Regions from separate parts of the Homo sapiens genome. Here region 1 is linked to region 2. The links are chromatin contacts, found by Hi-C or POLR2A ChIA-PET in ENCODE. All regions are on one chromosome and are shown on one strand. Each heading gives the region's core, a stretch centred on a gene start or an enhancer-like site at or near the end of the contact. The rest is flanking DNA. Distances are from core to core; before and after follow the strand shown. Region 1 overlaps LINC00484 (long intergenic non-protein coding RNA 484). Region 2 holds the start of SECISBP2 (SECIS binding protein 2).

Evidence for each region. Hi-C counts contacts between places; a loop is a spot of excess contacts on that map. ChIA-PET counts read pairs that join two places held with the same protein, here RNA polymerase II (POLR2A).
Region 1: a loop to region 2 is called in a map with no recorded cell type, with 6 times the contacts of the local background. The contact joins the enhancer-like site here to the promoter of SECISBP2 in region 2. A Hi-C loop is called at or near these places in 1 of 37 single-sample maps with no recorded cell type. POLR2A ChIA-PET finds 5 or more read pairs at or near these places in 1 of 52 experiments (activated T-cell).

The regions. Positions count from the first base shown.
Region 1 is chr9:91,173,630-91,176,329 of GRCh38, reverse strand. The region is part of intron 2 of LINC00484 (long intergenic non-protein coding RNA 484); the gene reads right to left. Among named protein-coding and RNA genes, the nearest start is that of LINC02937, 12 kb to the right of the region's middle. Within about 2 kb of position 1,394, at least 4 of the 41 ENCODE cell types and tissues checked have a DNase peak (open chromatin) inside an H3K27ac peak, as active enhancers do.
Region 2 is chr9:89,317,213-89,319,912 of GRCh38, reverse strand. It overlaps SECISBP2 (SECIS binding protein 2), which reads right to left and starts at 1,413. Exons shown (of 17, transcript NM_024077.5): 1 at 1,301-1,413; 2 at 116-261. The coding sequence starts at 1,336. RefSeq lists a silencer at 1,054-1,373 and an enhancer at 1,544-1,763.

The DNA.
Region 1 (2,700 bases), core at 145-2,644, 1.9 Mb before region 2:
TTTTCCTTCTTGTATTTTTCTTTTCTTTTTTTGAGACAAAGCCTCAGTCTGTTGCCCATGCTGGAGTGCAGTGGTGCGATCTTGCCTCACTGCAGCCTCTGCCTCCTGGCTCACTGCAACCTCCACCTCCCGAATTCAAGCGATTCTTATGCCTCAGCCTCCCGAGTAGCTGGGATTACAGGCATGAGTCACCACACCTGGCTAATTTTTGTATTTTTAGTAGAGACAAGAGTTTCACCATGTTGGCCAGGCTGGTCTCAAACTCCCAACCTCAAGTGATCCTCCCGCTTTAGCCTCCCAAAGTGCTGGAATTGCAGGTGTGAGCCACATCACCAGGCTCTTCTTGAATTTTTCTACATCCTTCTTCACCTACAAATCCCTTCCCAACATACATGGTTTTCCCAGGGTCCTAGTTAATATATTTGAATATCTTCCAAACCGATAATTTGGTTTTCTGTGTTTCTTTGTCTAGATTTAGCTTTTCTTTCCTTTTAAAAATTAATTTATTACCAAATTTGGCAAGCTCTTAAAAATACATCGTGGAATGGAGTTTAACATTATTAAGTTGGGAGCTGATTTTGGTTCTCATTGGCTTAAATGAGCCATTTCTTCCACAATGGAGCCTGCATACACTTTGCAACTCTCATAAAAGTATTAATTTGTTAACTTTAGTGTTGTAAAAAAGTTCTTTTTAGTGGAGTGGAGGGGGTTAATGTTTTGTTATCTTTTGATGCGAGGTTATGCTGGTCCCATGAAACATGGATGTGTTCCCTCTTCCTCTATTTCCTGGAAGAGTCTGTGTACATTTGGTGCTATTATGTCTTTGAACGTTTGATGGAATTCACTTGTGAAACAATCTGGGCTGGTTTCCTTGGTGGGAAGGTTAATGATGACAAATTCAATTTCTTTCATGGATACAGGATTATTCATATTTTCCCTTTCATCTTGTGTAAATTTTGGTAGATCGTACTTCTCAGGAAATTTGTTCAGTTCATTAAGTTGCCAAATTGATTGCTATAAAGTTGTTCACAAAATCAGCTTATTATTCTTTTAATATCTGAAGTGGTAACCAGTGTTTCATTTCTGATATTTGTCATTTGTGCTCTATTAATAATTTTTTCTTATTAACTAGTTATGACTTTATTTTGTTGCTTTTAAAGAACTACGATTTAGCTTTGTAATCTTTTTCTTTTTTAAAAAAGATTTTTTTTTTCACTTTGTTTCTTTACAATCCCTTGTGTTGAGGGCGATTTTCAGTAGATCACAGCGAGGGAAGCTGTGTAATCTTTTTCTAACATTTGTTTTCTCTCTTGTTGACTTCTGCTCCTTCCGTCTTCTTTGGGTTTACTTTGCTCTTCTTTTTTTAGCTTTTTGAGGTGAACTGTTCCGTCTCTGAGGTCACATGTTTCCTCTTTTCTGACATAAGCCTTTAAAAGTGTAAATTTTCCTCCTCACACTGCTTTAACGCATCCCATACATTTTGATATATTTATTGTATTTTTACATATCTGTCAATTAGAAATATTTTTAAAATTCTTTGGGATTTTTTTTTGAAATGTGCATTGTTTAGAAGTGTGCAGGTTAATTTCCAAATATTGGGGTATTTCCTTGATCTGTTATTATTTCTAATTTAATTCTGCTGTAGTCAGTGAACCTACTTTGTGCTATTTCAAATATTTTTAAATTTTGGGGACTTGTATTATGGCCCAGCATATAGTTTGTCTTAGTGAACTTTCTATGTGTACTTGAAAAGAATGTGTAGTGATACAGAAATAGCAATTAGGTAAAGGTAACTGATGATAATGTTCACTTCCTCCAAATGTTTACTGATATTTTTGTAACTGATCAATAAGCTGATGAAAGAGAAGTGTTAAATCTCTTAATATGAGTGTGGAATTGTTTCTTTCTCCAACAAACTAAGCAGAGAAAGGGACTTCTTCCACCTGATAAAGGGCATCTGTGAAAAACCTGGAGCTAACCCAATACAATACTTATTGTTGAAATATTGAATACTTTCTCTCTAGGATCAGAAGGATAAGGAAGTAAGTGCATGCATTCTCTCTCTCTCTCTCTCTCTCTCTCTCTCTCTCTTCTTCTGGTTAATTGTACTGAGAACCTAGCTATGGCAATGAAGCAAGAAAAACATGTAAAGGCATAAATATTGGTGGGAAAGAAGTAAAATTGTCTCTATTTGAACATAACATGATTGTTTACATAGAAAACCTCAAGGAAACTACAGAACCACTAGTATAAGTCTGCAGGATACAAAAATCAATAGCATACATACATATATACTAGCAGCAAACAATTGGAAAATGAAATTTTAAAAAATTTATTTACAACAGTACCAAATAAAATATTTTTAAATATTTAACAAAAGATGCAGAAGTCCTTTTCACAGAAAACTGCAGAATATTATTAAGGGAGACATTTTAAAAGACCTGTACAGGCCGGGCATGCTGGTTCACGCCTGTAATCCTAGCACTTTGGGAGGCCAAGGCAGGCGGATCACCTGAGGTCAGGAGTTCGAGACCAGCTTGGCCAACATGATGAAACTCCATCTCTACTAAAAATACAAAAATTAGCGGGGCATGGTGGCACACACCTGTAATGCCAAATACTCGGGAGGCTGAGGCAGGAGAATCTCTTGAACCTGCGAGACAGAGGTTGCAGTGAACTGAGATCGCACCACTGCACTCC
Region 2 (2,700 bases), core at 164-2,663:
CATTCTCTCATCATCTGCAGAACTTTAGTGCAGTAACTGCTGAGTATTTGAAAGTCTAATCACCATTAAATCCAAAATGTAAGCCCCTAGGTAAGACTTTTAGAAAGATACATACTCTGTCACTGGTGGTTCCTGAACAAACGGATAGTATGTGGCTGCAGAGCTGGGGAAGACACATGCTTCTGAGGACTCTAACCATGCCACATTGAGCCCGGCAAATCTGGGGACAAATGGTTTGACATCTGCTGATAACTTGATGCCCTGAGGAAAAATATGAGGTTTTGGCCACAAACATTCAGAGATCAAGCAAATATAAACAAACAAAAAGACCCAAGAGGTGTTCCTAATAGCCCCAGAAATGTTCCCGATGTTGTTTAAAAACTTCTGCCTCGTAAAGACAAGAACCTGCTTGCTAACGATTTCTCCCCAATGCTTTTTTTTTTGTAGAAAAGGCAGTAGTTCAAACATTAAAAGTGAAAAATGACAACGAATTCAAGTGGAAATAAAACAACACAGATTATATAGTTTAGATCTTGGAATAAGGGTGTTTTTACCACAGATTCACTTAGAAATAATAGAACTGCACACAGTACAACTACTGCAGTCAAATACACGTGGACTGTTTAACTACAGCACCCAAAACACACTGCAGACGTTTATTTCCATTACATTTTCTTGAAAAAGTTGCACAAAAGCATATGCATTTTACTCATGAACCACTAAGTCTTGCTTTATTGAAATACCAAACCTTGCTTTGCTAGAAAATATTATCACCACGAGCCTTTGAAATTTCAATTCACTAAGATTTCTTTCTTTAGTTTTTAGTGACGTAGTAAGAGATTTACTTTCACCGAGAATTTTATGGGTCTAAAAATGATGCAAGCGATCGCCAGGGCTCCATCTAGTGGTAATGCTGAGTACGTAGAGCGGAGAATGACGTTCAGAAAAACGCAGGATCCTTTAAAACAATCTATCCGTTCCCAAGAGCGCGGGAAGCTCGCCAGAGTCCCCCCGCCCCGACTGCGGGGAGCGCCGGGCTGGGCCGCAGTCACTGCGCTGGGTGACATCGCACCACAGACGCGGCGCTAACTGTGGGCGGGGTCTGTAGCCGCTGACCGCCACCCCAAGGCGGACCCGAGGCGGGGCGCGAAGATCGCGGCCACCCGGTAGGGCGCTCCCGTGCCGTCACCAGCATCCGACCCACGCCCGCTGGACCAGCCCCGTCACCGCCCGGCCGAGCCCCCAGTGCGAGGCAGGCGGACGGACTGAGGCTGCCGAGAGAGCCCCCGTCGGCCCTTACCTCGCTTTCGGGCTCCCGCGGCCCCTCCGACGCCATGCCGCGAGGCGCGGAGGAGGCCGCGTCACGGAGGCCAGCAGCGGGCCGTCGGCTTGCCGGACAGACAAAGCGTTTCCGCCCCCGCAGGCGACGCCAGGAAGTGCGTCACAGCAAAGCGACAGAGCCCGCCCTTTCTTCCGGCCGGAAGTACGCGGCGGCGGCACTGGACCTGCGCGGGCAGCACGTGGAGGCAGTGGGGCGCTTGCGGAAAATGGGGACCCCCAGGAGTCCTCTGGGCTGGGGACCCACCGTAGCTTGCGGGAGTCTTGGATCTGCCTTTTAGTGCTGGGATATCGGAGATAGTCTCCACCAAGGCAGTAGCGACTATAAACAAGAGTTAGGCCGTGATTTACTTTTCTCCCCTGGGCCTCACGAGTCTAGCGTTAGGACGGGATGGGGTAGTCTGGAAAGGCCTCTCGCTGAGGTGACCTTTGAGCAGTCACCTGAAGAGAAAGATTTACTAATAAGGAAACTGAGGAGGCCGAGATTACTCTCACCCCCGCCACTGCATTTCCCTAAAATTTCCCCAAGATTGGTGACTTACAGGAATTGCATACCCTGTAGGTCCTACAAACCTGGAAAGCCTACAAGACTCTTGATGGTATCCTAAATTTCCAGAAACCTTAAGTTTGGAAGTAGCCACAGAAAATAATTTAAAAATCGCTCGGTTTCTTTCAAAAATTAAAAAAAGTGCTAAGATATGGTCAAGAGATGGAATAGTATAATTTTCACGAGAAAAAAAAAGTTCTACACAGAGCAAATTCGTTAAATATTGAGAGAAATGTATAAAGTGCGGCAGGGATAGGAGGTTGACCAAAAGTACAGGGAAGAATGCAGAGTGGATTTCAATAGATGGAGGAGGAACTTTCCTCTCACTCAAAGGCTTGGAGGAAAGTGCAAGTGGATTTAAGGAACAGAAAATGTCAGCAAAACAGGCTATTTGAGGAATGGGGATTAGGTTGAGGCAAATTGTAGGTTTCCTCTGTCCCTTGCACAGACGTTAACTCTACCATTGAATACGAAGTATTTCAAGCAAGTAAGGCAGGTGCAGCTCCAGTTTTTTCAGATTTCTGTCCTGGTGGGTCTCAGTTCACTACACAGCCTCTAGCAGAAGTGATCCTTAGGGTCTGGTCTGGCAGGAATTTATGCTGGAAGTTTAGGGGTAGCTGTCGCCTTCCTTTCAGCACTATTGGGTCTACCCGGAAGTGTAATGAAGTTTACTTGATTTTGTCATGTTTCTGTTGGTTACCCTGGACACAACCTATGGTAGTGGCAGTAGATTTTAGGATGCTGCTAATCACAACCTTCAAAATTTATTGCCCTCATGTGTAAAGACACCCTTTCTTAACCAATGGACCTGATGT